Linked DNA regions of Homo sapiens: region 2 is linked to region 1. The links are chromatin loops, found by intact Hi-C in ENCODE. Cell type or tissue: psoas muscle. All regions are shown on one strand. Links, peaks and the distances in the headings refer to the core of each region. The heading gives the core; the rest is flanking DNA.

What was found. Peaks named below come from ENCODE experiments on the same cell type or tissue, not always from the same donor. Only the 100,000 strongest peaks of a DNase experiment are listed, where the experiment ranks them.
Region 2: it touches region 1 in a loop (7-fold over the local background); 2 of 110 quality-filtered maps call a loop at or near these places.

Annotation. Positions count from the first base shown.
Region 1 is chr16:78,626,884-78,634,684 of GRCh38, reverse strand. All of the region lies in intron 8 of WWOX (WW domain containing oxidoreductase), which reads right to left. Among named protein-coding and RNA genes, the nearest start is that of WWOX-AS2, 130 kb to the right of the region's middle. In psoas muscle, for the core only: no CTCF peak of the experiment used is centred there; no DNase peak of the experiment used is centred there; H3K27ac peaks cover 2,500 bases.
Region 2 is chr16:78,743,048-78,750,848 of GRCh38, reverse strand. All of the region lies in intron 8 of WWOX (WW domain containing oxidoreductase), which reads right to left. Among named protein-coding and RNA genes, the nearest start is that of WWOX-AS2, 250 kb to the right of the region's middle. In psoas muscle, for the core only: no CTCF peak of the experiment used is centred there; no DNase peak of the experiment used is centred there; H3K27ac peaks cover 536 bases.

The sequences.
Region 1 (7,801 bases), core at 2,518-5,017:
ACCCAGGCTGGAGTGCAGTGGCGCAATCTTGGCTCACTGCAACCTCCGCCTCCTGGGTTCAAATGATTCTCCTGCCTCAACTTCCTGAATAGCTGGGATTACAGGCGCCCGCCACCATGCCCAGCTAATTTTTGTATTTTTAGTAGAGACGGGGTTTCACCATGTTGGCCAGGCTGGTCTCGAACTCCTGACCTTGTGATCTGCCCGCCTCGCCCTCCCAAAGTGCTGGGATTACAGGCATGAGCCACTGCGCCCGGCTGTCCCTACAACTTTGAACAGCTCCACTTGCTCTCCCAGTCAAACAGCATTTTTGGTGCCTGAATGAGGGAATAAGTGAAAGAGATAAGGATGACTTAAAAATAAGAGCTGAAGCGTATCATTTCCACACTTGGACATTTCAGCATCCATTTATAATGAGATACTTGTCATACACTTAACTAACTGCCTGCTCTTAGCTCACCACTATGGCATTCCTATTCTCCTGGACATTTGTATTTAGACACAAAAAAGCGAATCTCTAATGCTAAAAATTTTTATTCCAAATGTACAAAAAGGTCTCTCTCTGGTACAGAGTCATATAGCTGCATCTCCAACCTGCACCTTCTCTGGGTTCAAGAGTGCTCACTGTATGAAAAACAGGGTCCAACCCCACAGCTGGCTGTCAGTTGGCTCGAGGGTTGCCTCTTTGGTCTCTCTAGGGGCTCAGACTAATAAAAGGACACTCAGCCTTTGGTCGGCAGAGCTGGAACTGTTCTCAGCAATGAGAAATCTAAAAAAAAAAAAAAAAACACCTCAGATGGTTCCTCCCCTGCTCCCGTAGGTGACCTACATGTGAGTGGGAAGGAAAACAGGTCCCAATCCCCGTTTGATGCACTCGGGAACACAGCCCGGGTTGCACCGCACACCACAGCCTGGAGTCCTCTTGATGAATCATACATAAGTCGGAGAAGAAAGCCAGGCCTGCCAGCCCAACTTTGCACTTCACAGCGAAGCATAAAAGCACGCAGGAGGTAGCACAAGTTGCTTTCTTGAGAAGCGGGCCTTGCAGCAATGTTTATGAAAAGGAGGAGACCTTTGTAGTGGCATCTCTGAAGCCAGAGGCCTGCCAGCGTACTCATCAGAAACCCGCACAGTGAAAGGTTGGAAACCAGCGTTGCCATGCGTTAGCTAGAGAACACGGGCAGGACCTAACCAAAGTTCTGAACTCGTGGTTCTGTTTTAAAGTCATACGGTACAAAATGCAGTATCACCTGCTCAGGCTTGAAGACAGGAAGGGTGGAGAGGGAGGGGTGAATGAAAAATTGCAATCCAAGAGCTCCTAGGTTCAAATCCCTGCCCTGTCCCGACCTAGTTGGGTAGCCCCATAGAAGATACTTATGCTCTGCAATCCTTAACTTCTTGTTTTTTTGTTTTGTTTTGTTTTGAGATGGAATCTTGCTCTGTCACCTAGCATGGAGCGCAGTGGCACGATCTCAGCTCACTGCAACCTCTGCCTCCCAGGCTCAAGCGATTCTCCTGCCTCAGCCTCCCGAGTAACTGGGATTACAGGCACACGCCACCACACCCGGCTAATTTTTTATTTGTAGTAGAGACAGGGTTTCACCATGTTGGCCAGATTGCTCTCAAACTCCTGACCTCAAGTGATCCACCCACCTCAGTGTCCCAAAGTGCTAGGATTACAGGCATGAGCCACCATGCCTGGCCACCTTAACTTCTTCATCTGTAAAATGGGGATAATAAATGTTGGATCCCTCTCCAACATGGCCCTACCTTTCTATTACACGTAGCAGGGGTGGAGAGGCGATCAGGCAAGAATTTGGCCAAGTAGGCCGGGCGCAGTGGCTCACAGCTGCAACCCCAGCACTGTGGGAGGCTGAGGCGGGTGGATCACCTGAGGTCAGGAGTTCGAGACCAGTCTGACCAACATGGAGAAATCCCAACTCTACTAAAAATACAAAATCAGCTGGGCGTGGTGGCGCACACCTGTAATCCCAGCTATTCGAGAGGCTGAGGCAGGAGAATCCCTTGAATATGGGAGGCAGAGGTTGCAGGGAGCTGAGATCGCACCATTGCACTCCAGCCTGGGAGACAGAACGAGACTCCACCAAAAAAAAAAAAAAAAAAAAATTGGCCAAGTAAGTGGGGGAAGAGAGTGTCTGTGGTATGAGGAGGACACTAAGGGGTTCTATCAACACCTTGCTCGTTTCTCCCACCCCTTTCTTGGCCTACACCCTCTTCAAAAAAATAACATCTGCGACGTTAAGTAGGAAAGCCCAAAAGAAAGGACTCAAATACGGAGGTAGCGGAATAACTCAATAATGACTCTGATACTTTGGGCATGCTGACCTACTCTGTGTCAAATACTATTCTACGTGTTTTAGTGAATTATATCATTTATTCCTCACTCCCCTCCAAAACAATCCCTGGAAGCAAATACTAGTAGTATTAACCCCATTGTACAGATATAAAAACAGCTCAGAAAGACAGGGGCATTCTGCAACTTGTCACTTAATATGAGAGAACTGGAATTCAACCCAGCTATTTCTGACTCTTGATCTCAAGTGTTTTTCTATCAAGCAGCTCCTTGCGAATTTGCTAGTTTGGTCTCCAGTTTCTGGATTTCATGGACCAAGAAGACTTTTATTTTTTTTAAGAAAAAATTGGGAGGTCTGAAATCAGGTTGTCAACTTTGTTTTATTTTTCCGAGTAAGCAGACTTAAAAAAAAATAAACCACCTCCAATCACTGTCATTTCATAGAAGACAGAATAATTTAAATCAAAAAGTGCATGTAAGACAGAAGTGCCAATAAAAAGAGAGCAAGCTTCTCCTACTTCTAATCACTTTGAAAAGAATATTTTGGCTGGGTATGGTGGTTCACACCTATAATCCCAACACTTTGGGAGACCCAGGTGAGCAGATTGCTTGAGCCCAGGAGTTAGAGACTAGCCTTGGCAACATGTTGAAACCCTGTCCCTACAAAAAATAGCCAGGCACGGTGGCACACACGTGTAGCCCTACTTGGAGGGCTGAGGCAAGAATATCTCTTGAGCCTGGGAGGAGGAAGCTGCAGTGAGCCAAAATCGTGCCACTGTGCTAGACCCTGGGTGACAGAGCCAGACCCTGTCTCAAAAAAAAAAAAAAAAGAATATTTTAACACTGAAAATATCTGTTGAACATAATCTCATAATAAAGGACAATCATATAAATTAAACTGATTTAGCTTTATATGAAATAAGTCATACATCTGTCCTAATTCTTCCGCAGTTTGCCATAGCTGGAATATCTTGATGATCGTCAGTTTGAGTTCTGTTTTGGGGAATGGATGCTGGACCTGTCCAGCTCTGTCTCAGCAACCATGAGCAGAAATATTCTGATGTGGTGAGGCCTTGACACAAGCCACGGAGAATCTTGGGTGAGGAAGGGGTGGATGAGATGTCACGACTGACCTGCATCCACTCCTAAATGTGATTTGTACAGTTGTCCCTCAGTATCCAAAGGGGACTGGTTCAAGGAACCCCCCCAAATACCAAAATCCACAAATGCTCAAGTCCCTAACATAAAATTGTATAGTATTTGCATATAATGTATGTGATGCTCCTGTACACTTTAAATCATCTCTAGATTACTTATAATACCTAATACAATATAAACACGATATAAATAGTGGTTATGTTGGATTGTTTAAGGAATAATGACAAAAAAAAGCAGTTGGTACATTTTCAGTACAGATACCACCCTCCGTTTGTTCGAATGCTTTTAATCTGTCATTAGTTAAATCTACATATGTAGAACCCAGAGAGAGGGGGGCTGACTGCATATGGCCTCTTTCGTTCATTCACCCAGTATTTGTTGGCTATTTTCTTGAGGTCTGGTCCCAACTATGTCTTAGGAATACAACTGTGTCAGGCACTGAAACGCCAACCCAGGTTTGGTGGTTTGCAAGGAAGACTCATAAGACTCAGCATACGGTCACACTCATGGCTGAGATTTATCACAGCAAAAGGATGCAAGGCAAAATGAGCACAGGGAAATGGTGAATGAGGCGAAGTCTGGAGAAAACCAGGTACAAGATTCCAAATGTCCTCTTCCAGTGGGGTCACACAGGATGCATTTAATTAGTCCCCCAGAAATGAGCTGTGAAAATATATATGAAGTATTGTCTACCAGAGAAATGTATTAGGGACTCAGTGTCCACAGTTTTTATTGGAAGTTGGCCACGTAGGCACCCTCTCTGTAGCATATAACAAAATTCCAGCCTCCACAAAGGAAAGCAGGTATTCCACATGAGCCCTATTTTTGGTACAAGCAGTCTAGACAGAGTGAGCCATCTTTATCTGATCTGGGAATGGTGACAGCCCTCCTAAATTCCAAGTTCCCAGATGCAGCCAAGAGCCAAGCTTGCGACAGTCTGCTGTACTAACTCTTTCCCACACAGCAACAGTGAGCAAAATAGGACCCCAGTGCCTGGCCTTGTGAAACTTACAGCCAGATGAGGAATACACAATCATCACGCCATCATCATTCATTCATTCATTCATTCATTCAACAATTATTTTTGAGGACTCTCTCTGGGCCAGTGACTGGTGACAGATTTTCAATGAAATAGACTAAAATCCCTGCCCTTGTGAAGCTTCGAGTCTACATGAGTGAGACATTGTAAGTGCTAAGGAGAAAAAAAGAAGGCAGGGAAGAGAAGTGGGGAGGACAAATACAGTTGCTGGAAAAGGGAAAATTAACTGAGTTTGGATAATTTTCTGTGATCTACGTTAATTTTCTATTTCTAAAAATCTACTTCTTAGATAATTTTCTAAAAACTAAAACTCAATTAATTTTCTATTTCTAAATTAGTTTTTTCTATTTCTAAAAATCCACTTTTTTGGAATGAGTTCAAAGAAATACTTATATGAAAGACCCCTGCACCCCAGAGAAAGTGATGATCCATTTGAAGCCTAAATGATGAGAAAGAGTTGATTAGCTAAAGCAGGATGGGAAGACTACTCTAGCCAGAGACAAGAGCCTGTGCAAAGGCCCTGTGGCAAGGAGCAGGGTAGGTAGCAGGTTTCTGGGGAAAGTGGTACAAAGTAAGCTGCAGAGGTTGGCAGGGGTCTTGCAGGCCCTGGAAAGGATTTTGTTATTTTATCCTAAGGGATATGGTGAGCCAGTGAAGGGATTAAGCAGGGAGTGGCAAGTAGGGTGGTGGCAAGATCAGATTTCTATTTTAGAGAAATGACTCCAGCTTCTGCCTGAAGAAGGGATTTCAAGAGAGTCAAGAGGGGAAGCAGAGATGCCAGTGAGAAATCTTACTGACAACACTGCTATATACGGCACTAACTCACAGATTTGGAATTCACCCTACATTGCTATCAAGTGTGCTCCTGGGAGACAAAGGAAGGCCTAACCTCACCAATGTCTTATGACCCCATCCCTTGCAGAGGAAAAAAAAATAAAATACCCAAGAGAAAAAGTCTTCCTGTTTTCAGAGTCTTTAAAATGGCATAAGAACCCCAAAGGGAAAACTCCAACATGGGAATGCGAGCAGTGGTGCCCTTTGAAAAGTTTTCATTTTATTTTAACTTTGCTAAATCTACTTACATTCACATTTTGAAATATGTAAGCACAATAAAACACTGCAGTTATGGTCTATTGGGTTAAAAATCCAGTTTTTGGAACGGGTTCAAGGGAATACTTATATAAAAGACCTGAGAATGGAAAGTAATTCTGCAGATAAAATAGAACGGAAACATCTCCTAAATATGCCTCTTGTAAGATAAATGCACAATGAGGAGGGGGCCTGGGACCATCACTAATGGGAGATTCACAACAGTGGCCTCTTAATCCCTCACGAAACCAGCTGGAAGGGAAGCGCCTGGCTAGTCGTCGGCATCAACATTCAGACTTTTCCAAAGGTCTCTCCTCTTCCTTTCATAATTCATTTGAAAGCAAGAAATTAACCCTGAATTTAAAACAGTGAAATTCCATTCTAGCACGTCACTCACAAAGCACGGAGTGACCATGGTGTTTATTTTGCAAAGTTCCAGACAAAGAGAGCTAAAAAAAAAAAATTGCTGGAATAAATCCATCAACAGGCATCTCAGTGCTTATTCTGTGTAATTATCCTTGCATGGGGAGGCATACAAAAAAAGGAAGAAAATATAGTTCTTATCCTTAAGGAGCTGGCAAGTCTGTTAGGTGGGTACTTTTCAGCTCCATGTATATATCAGGTCCCCTTGGGAGCTTGATAGAAATACTGATTCTCGGCACCCACAATCCCCCAACCCCAGACCTAGTAAATCAGAATGGCCACACGGGGCTTGGGAATGTATATTTAGAGCAAACAAAGGGGATTCTGCTGGAAGGCTGAGATTCTGAAACACTGAACTGAAAAGAAAGGGAAACTTCAGGAAACATTAGCACCACTCAATGTGACATGAGGGAGAGGCCTTACTCCTTAGTTGGCCAAACCGTCCACTCAAGGTAGCATCACTCAGACGGCAGCCATGACAATTCCAAGCATCCAGCTTTTGCTTTCCCACCTCCAACAAAGGAAGCAGATCCTCGGTGTGAAGGTTCATTCCACTGTAGGGCCACTATCTACTGCTCCTTGAAAATCCTTACAAAATCTGACACACCCTGTATCTTTCCTTGGGTTAAACACAGTTTACTGAACTCTTCACCCCTGGTCCTGAGGCTACTCTCCCAAGGACAAATGCCAGTTTGTCAACAGAGCTCTCAACAGGTGACACTCAAGGCAGAAAACAAGATTCCAGACAAGTTCTGGCCAACGCCAAATCCACGGGATTCTTGCCTCTCTTGATCCAGACATTTGATGTTGACTAACACTGTCTAAGTCGGCATCATCTTGTCAGAGCCCAACACCCTGAAATCACTGCATACTCTACTCTGCACCTTTTGTCTAGTCAACTTTTCCAAAATGAAATAGAGTTAACATAGGTGCCTCCATGTTGTTCCAGAGTCTTCCCAGGATTTGCATCAAAGTTATTTATTTCTTGTCCCTGTCAATGACTCTTCTCTCCCCAGTCCACATTCATTCTTTGTCTTCCTATTTATGTGTCCAGTTTTTCCTCTTTATTCTTTTTCTTCTCCTTTTCTCTGTGATTTTACAAAGATTTCCAACAGAACACCTGAACTCTCATTGGTGACTTCTTGTTGGCATCCTGGGCCATTATTCAAAGACTTACAGGATCACAGAATGTCAAGATTGGAAGAGGCCTTGGAGACCAGCCACAGAAAACCCCTTGTCATAAACTATGGTATAGAGAGGACACAGGTAAAACTGAATCGCCCAAGTTTGGGGTTAAGCCAAAATTAGGATTCAGGTCTTCTCCATACTGAGTAGTTTGTGATGGCCTCCCTTTGGGACTTTAAGACCAGACTAGTTGGCCAATCAGGTTTGGAGGGCTATCCCCTGGGGAGGTATGGTAGCAAACACACCTGGGGCACAGGGGGAAGAGTGGCCTGAAAGGGGCCTAAATTATGCAAAGTAAAATGTAAAGTGGGAGAACTCACCCACACTGCCTACTGCTCTAGTATGATTTTTATTTAAAACAAAAAAAAGAAGAATATGGCTGAGATTCCAGAAATTATAGTAGCATGCTGCCCTTTGTGTATGTATGAGGTGGGGGGAAGAGGGAAGAGGAGGCACAAAAAGCAAAAAAGAAGTGAAAACAAAACCAAAGATAAAAACACACCACACCATGATGTGTGTACATCACAAGAACACAGGAGCCAACAGCAGCAACTTTTGAAGACCAAATTGTTCCATCTGGAAAAATTTAAGCA
Region 2 (7,801 bases), core at 2,793-5,292, 120 kb before region 1:
ACTACACAGCCATAAAAAAGAAGAAAATCATGTTCTTTGCAGCAACGTGGATACAGCTTGAAGCCATTATCCTGAGCGAATAAATGCAGAAACAGAAAACCAAATACCGCATGTTCTTACTTACAAGTCGAAGCTCAACACTGCGTACACATGGGCATGAAGACAGGAACAATAGACTCTGGGGACTTCAAAAGGGGGGACTAGGGAGGGAAGGAGAAAAGGATTGAAAAACTACCTATTGAGTACTATGTTTACTAATTTGGGTGATGGGTTCAATTGAAGCCCAAATCTCAGTATCTTGCAAGATATCCATGTAACAGACCTACACATGTACCCCCCGAAACTGAAACAAAAAATAAAAAATAAAATAAAATAAATCCCAGTTTACTTACACATGATAAATAAATGAAACAGCACTGTTCTTTCTTTACTTTTTCTAAGCCAACTCACACTTCCTGATCCTAATGGAAATCCTTTCGGGTTCACAACTAGGAGTCCTGGTCCCATTCTTACAGACCACAGGAGGGGCAAGACAGCTATGAAATTTTGTGCCTCTCATTTCTGTCCTGCAGAGAAACTGAGCCTCTGAATAGGAGTTCAGTGGAGATCACCCACCAGCTGACCTGGGCAGTGGGTTTTTCTTCCTGTTTTTGAATAAGGCAGCAGCTGAACTGTACAAACACCTCTACTTTCACCGAGGTGTTGCTCACTATTTTATTTTCATTTCTCTTCTTCCTTGTTTTTAAGGTGTGAAAAAGACTTTCAGCAATGCCTTCCATATGCTGTCTTATTTTATTTCTCCTATTTTTCCCTGATAGAGTCTATCTACTACTGAACGACAAGAAGGGATTGTTGGGGGGAGCTGAGAGTCACTCTGCCAAAAAGCATCTGACTTGTAAACAGTGCAAGACTTTTAAAAGTCTACTCTCTGACCTTCTATTTTGAGGACCCTCAAAGTGAAGAAAGTCAAACTTGGTATTAAATAACCACCCAGGATGTGGTTGTCAGCTTGAGGTGTTAAGAGGAACAGTTTATAAAAAGCCTGGTTAAATATAGGAAGTACAGTTGCATTTCAGGTAACTCGAGATTTGAACATCCAATACGGCTTTAACGGAGGCAATCTATTTGGCCCATTTTCACAGATATATATTAAATGACACCTATTTTGAGGTCTATAATTTTTCCTCCTTAGCTAGACCAGAAAACACTTCCTCCACCCTAATTCATGCTTCCTTATCCTCCAAATGTATATCCTCCACTTTTTTTCCCCACTGAAATAAATACATCCTTAAACTACTTTGCATAGCCCTAGGGTAAAACAACAATTGTAACAACAACAAAACATTAAATGCTTCATTATGATTTAATATTCTATCACCAGAACCCAAAACCTCAGTTTGACTATTTTGGGTCTCTCTCTTTCTCTCTTTTAAACTATTATTAAAATGGTAATTTTAATGCAAAAGGCTGTATTCAATTTTAAAACATTGTTTTGTTTTGAATTTCAGCTGTCTTGAAAGTCCATTTTTTTCCCCTTTCCTCTCTGTAGGGAAGAGGATTGAACTTCTCTCGAGCTCTGTTTCCTCATTTGTAAAATGCAGGATCTACCTATGATGTAGGTGGTTAAACAGTAGTCTGTGTGTGATGCATGGCACACAGGTCACCCCATGGCAGTGCATGTTTTATCTGCGTACCCATGCAGACAGCCCTTGGTCATGGAGGACTATGCCACCATAGCCTCGGTCCACCAACCCCTAAGCACTAAAACACATCCAGACCATGTGATCAGCAATTGATAATTTTAGAATACACTTGGCTAATTTCTCTGATCCCACTGCTACAAATAAACCTTGCAGTCGTTGATTTGGTCAGGTTCAAATTTCACCACGGCCCTACGGGCATAAAGATGAATTATTTGATTGCAAGGAGAAATAAGAGACCATGTGTCAGGCTGCTTTGCAAATCAATTCACCTCCCCTGCAAAGATGCTCCTTCCTACTTAAGATATATGGCTTTACAAGGATTTGGGCAGCATCTGTGTTTGCCGTGTCAGAGGGCAAGACGCATGCAGATGTAATATCACCGAGCAGTGTAATCCGAGTGTGCATGAAAAATAACTGCAGAGGGAATGAGGGAACCCTTTGCCACGGGCCCTGACAGCACCTCAAATAAGCACTTTACCTAATCTCCCTTGTTGATTCCTATCTGGGCCCAGTGACTTCATGCAGCTGCCATCTGCTAACCAGTTAGGGCATGTTGATCACGGACGTATTGTAATCAGAGCTGAGGTCTCCAATGGTAAAGCAGGCTTGCTGCCAAGATGGGGCAAGACCCTAATAAGAATGGCAGAAAGGAGCCGAAAGGTGAACTTTACAGCCAGCATGCCTGGATTAAGCTTCTATTTTATTTAACTCTGTATCCCCAGGGCTTGGCGTGGAAAAATGCCCAGTAAATACTGCAGATAGAAATGAGTGAAAGACTTTCCATAAAAAGTGAAGCACTTCCACCACTGGGTAACAGTAATTATTTGCATAGAGTCTTTTGAGCTATTTTATAGTAGATTAAAATGTTTATTTGTGGTGAGCTATCTGTGGTAGACAAGGTTCATTCATTCATTCATCAGATATGTATTGAGTGGACACTGCCCTAGCTTTGGTGCCTGTTCACCTTTGTAGCTCAGGAATTCGGCAATGACACGGGGTGCAATGGATAAATGCGAGATAGAGGAGTGGAGGGTCCGGTCTGGGAGAGAAAGAGCAGAGTCTGTGAAAAAACTAACAGACAGGGGACACTTCTGCAGATCCCAAGTGCTCTGGCCAAGTTCAATACTCTTCGGCGCAGATGGACTTGGAGTTTCTTAGGCTGCTACGCAAGAGGACCACTAAGAAGCATGGTTATTTCGGCTGCAGGATGCTGAGTCTAAGAAAAACTCAGGCATCCAAGAGCATGCCCCTCCACTGACAGGTGGAAAAACTGAGGCAGAGAGAAAGATTATAGTTTATCCTTGATCATGGAGCAGCTTGGAGACAGAGGTAGGACTAAACTCTGGTATGTTGAGCAATCCATGCTCTGCCAAGCTGCAGCATCTCCTCTGTAGGCTGGATAAGCTCATGGGCTGACGCTCTAGGGAAGAAGAGGCAGACAGTAATCGAGGAAACAATTGTATACATATTCAGAAAGTGGTAAGTGCTCAAAAGAAAAGAAACAGAGTGGGTGAGGAGAGGCAGGGTTTGAATTCGACTCCACCATTTGCTAGCTAAGTAACTCAGCTTGCCAAGGCTCTCTTAGCCTCAGTTTCCTCATCTGAACATTACGAAGGCTCATTGTAATGCCTGTCTCCTAGGGTTGTTGGGAGATGCTAAGAACGCTGGCACATAATGAGCACTTCATAAATGATGGGTATTTTTATTTTATTATTGTTACTTAAGTAGGATGGTCAGGGTAGGCCTCTGAGAAAGTGATATTTAAACTGTGTTAGAAAGATAAGAAATTAGACAGGTGTGGTCGCAGATGCCTGTACTCTCAGCAATTTGGGAGGCTGAGGCTAGAGAATTGCTTGAACCCGGGAGGCAGAGGTTGCAATGAGCCGAGATCGTGCTACTGCACTCCAGCCTGCATGACAAGAGCGAGACTCCATCTCAAAAAAAAAAAAAAAAAATGGGCAAGAAAGTGCCCCCCACCACTCTTCCCAGGCAAAAGAAACAACATGTACAAAAGCCTTGAAGCAGATATAGGCTCTGTGGGTCCCAGGAAAAGAAAGAAGACTAGAGTGGTTGCAGGATATTGGGAGGACATTGGGCACAGCTACTTGAGGTAGGAAATAAACTGAGAGGCAGGCAGGAGTTCAGGTCTTCAGGACATGTAGACCCTGGAAAAGAGCGTGTATTTTTATTCTAAATGGTATAGGAAGCCACTAGGGATGGGGAGTGGTGTATTCATCAGCTACTGCCAAAATACTGCCGCATAACAAACAACCTCAAAATTTCAAGGGTTCACAAGATCAAATATTTATTTTCCTCACTCACTAGTCTAAGAATTGGTTGAGGTTGGCCTGATATTGACTGGGTTTGCTGAAAATGGCTCCAGGGTATAAGTCAGATTCAGGTCTGTTTCATCTATCTCATTCTGCAGCCCAAGCTGAAGAAAAGGCATTGGCTATGGGAAAAATGCAGGAGTACAAAGCCAATCATGCAAGCACATCTCAAGACTCTGCTCACATCATGTTGACTAATATCCCATGAAAAAAAAAAATTACAAGGCCAAGAGCCAAAAATCCAGGAGCAAGAAAGTTCATTTCACTGCTCATGAGGCCATGGCAAGGGTGCTGATATCTAGTATTACTACAATGCACTTTAGCAGGCCTAAAGTCCTGGAGTGTACTGGAGTGTAGTGGCATGATCATGGCTCACTGCAGCCTTAAACTCCTGGGCTCAGTTGATCCTCCTGCCTCAGCCTCCCAAGTAGCTGAGACTACAGGCATGCACCATCATTCCCAGCTAATTTTTAAATTTTTTGTACAGGCAATGTCTTGCTATATTGCCAAGGCTGGTCTTGAACACCTGGCCTCAAGCAATCCTCCTGCCTTGGCCTCCCAATGCACTAGAATTACAGGTGTGAGCCACCATGCTCAGTCCTGTTGTACTTTAGACCCAACTACGTCAGCTTTCTGCTGACCCTGCTTTGACAAATGCCCAAACCACCCATGGTTCATCATATCAAAACGATGTCCTTGGACAAATCACATGCTGGTTTGCACCATCTTAGCTCTGGCTTTCCTGAGCATTTTGGCTTCTTAGAGTAGCCCCCCTCCACCTCTCCTTGTGGATGGATACAGATTATGGCCCTTCCCAGTAGCCTTCTGAGACGTGGTGCAGGGTTCCAGTTCATAGCAGCTGGAGTCAGGGCTGGAAGGAGCAGCGGGAGTGTTTTCCTTGGCAGGTTTCTGGCATGCACACGTTCCTAGTATTAAAATACAATGTGCTTTTTCCAAACTAGATGATCTACACCAACCATTTTATCTGTAAACTAGCCCTCTACCCACCCACCCTCAACTCTGGTCTTGGAACTATTTGAAGGGGGGGGAAAAAGAGGAGGAAGAGGGAGGAGGAGAAGGAGGAGGAAAAGAAGAAATCTATGAGGGGGTGTGGCAGTGAGGGGGTGGATGTCTATGAAAATTTATGTGCTGAAAAACAGCTGTAAAATGTTTAATGTTTCAATGAACGTTTTATGTTTACCATAAAAAATCCTCCAGCCAAGAAGGGCTTTAAAATGTTACATTTCCAAACAGATCCACAGAAAGAAGCAAAAAAAAAAAAAAAAAAAAAAAGGATTTCCACAAACCCCTCTCTATGGAGTGACCCCCAAACGCTAAACATTAAAATAGGGTCCTTCTGACCTAGGTCAATGTTGAGGGAGAAAAGAATAACAGGCATGACACAGGGAGAGGCCGGCAAGAAGAATGAAAAATATGCTCATGTTTTTCAAAGCTAAGTACTCATGGCAGAAAGCCTTGGAAATTCAGGCTTTTGAAGGCAGAGGTGGAGGAAGGCGGGGAAGATGCCCAGCTCAGCCAAAAGCTTGCTGAAAGATTCAAATGTAATCAATCAGTCCACCAACAGGAAGAACTAATCAAGTGCCTTAATACTGAGTTCTTCCAGGAAAGATCCTGGCTGAAGGGACACTGGCTTTCACAGACAGAGGCATGTTCATATTCAAACTCCACTCTAAACTAGTCTTGGCTCCTATAGTCAGTTTTTTTTACCTCTTGAGATCTCCATTTCTTCATCAATAAAATGCAGTGGCAGGCGTCACTGGCCAACACTGAATAAATGGTATGTGCTGGGAAGCAGGGACTGGGGAAGCCAGGAGTCATGATGAAGTCAGCTTAGCGCAGCCTGAATCAGGTAGGGAAATTAAGACCTGACATAGGAGGAAACAGAAAACGTTGAAGCTTGGAGGAAAACTAGAGTGTTGCTCTTCTTTGCTTACCCAATGACTTTAGTGAAGTCACCATGTGGGTCTTCAGGCCAACCAACCAGTTTTACTTTTTAATCTCCCTTGTAATTAATATTTTCCACACTGTTTTCGGGTAATAGAAATGCAGTGCAGGCTGGTAATAGAAATACACAGTGGCTCACGCCTGTAATCCCAGCACTTTGGGAGGCCGAGGCAGGTGGATCACTTAAGGTCAAGAATTCAAGACTAGCCTGGCCAACATGGTGAAACCTCATCTCTACTAAAAATACAAAAATTAGCCAGGTGTGGTGGCAGGTGCCTGTAATCCCAGCTACTCGGGAGGCTGAGGCAAGAAAATTGCTTGAACCCAGGAGGCAGATGTTGCAATGAGCCAAGACTGTGCCACTGCACTCCAGCCTGGGTGAGAGACAGATACTCCGTTTCAAAAAAAAAAAAAAAAAAAAAAAAAAAGCAGTGTGGACCATGGGCCCTTCCTAATCTGGCCCCTTCAAGCGTCTTCTGCATATAATGATCATGCAGTCACTATAAAAAAGCAAACAAATAAAAATGAAACGTCACATGTACCTTCTGAGACACACCTTGCAGTTATAGCCTATGTGTTTCTAAAGTCCTGTGCCTTCAGCTTACTATATCCTTCCTTAAGCCCTGTCTTTTCACAAACTCTTACCCAGCTCTCAAAACTTAGTTCAAATACCACCTTTACGGACCTTCTGATCTGTATCAAATGCCTGTTTACTGTGTTCTCAGAGCACACGCTGCTGTGGTGTACCCCAATACTCTTCATACCACATCCAGACATTCATTATGTTACTGGAGGAGGGCGTCCAGGTTCTTGGCGTTTTGAATAAAGAATTGGACAAAACGCATAAACAAAGCAAGGAAAGAATGAAACAACAAAAGTAGAGATTTACTGAAAAGGAAAGTACACTCCAAACGGTGGGAGCAGCCCAAGCATAGAGGCTCAAGAGCCTGGTTAAAGAATTTTCTGGGGTTTAAATACCCTATAGAGGTCTCCCATTGGCCACTTGGTGTACACCTCATGGAAATGAAGTAATGGCCCACAATCAGTCAGATTGGTTGTGGAAAGAAGTTACACTCCTATGCAAATGTCTGATAGGTTGTGAAAAGCAACCAATCAGAGGGTGAAGCGAAGTTACAAAGTTACAGCTCCTATGCAAACGGCTGAATGGTCGTGGAAAGCAACCAATCAGGGGTACTTTCAATTTTCCATCTGCAACTCAGAAAAGTGGGGAGGGGTTGCAGAGGGAGTAGCCTCTGGTCCTTTTATAACTTAGTTGTGGAAAGTTGGTGTTTTCCTTTTGATTTAATTATACAAAGTCAACGTGAATCAGCCTTAGATTCCCTGCCTCCAGATCCTGTTCTCCTGCCTCACTTACTTTTCTAATTTCTTCTCTAAATGATGCTTCTTGAGGGTAGACACCGAATCCTCATCATCTCAGGACACAGTACAAAATACAGCATGAAGCAGATCCCTGGGAAGATTCTGTTTGAGAATCAATGAGTTAAGAAACAAATGACAGCAAACACAGTCTTCTTTCTAGATTGGCAAATGAGGGAATACTGGTCTCTGAGGGATACACAGGGCCAATCTCCTCACTGTCACCTTGCACTCAGAGAGATAAGATGGCTTTTGCTCTCCAGTGCAGAAAGAGTGGCCTCCTCTGCCAGCATGAACCTTGCCTGGGAACTGATATCAATAACGGCTGCAGCACACAGAGAAAGACACTCAAGTGTCTCCTCCAAGGAGAGAGACGGATGTTTCCTTCGGGGGCTGATCGGGTTCACTTCCTGTTCATGAGCACGG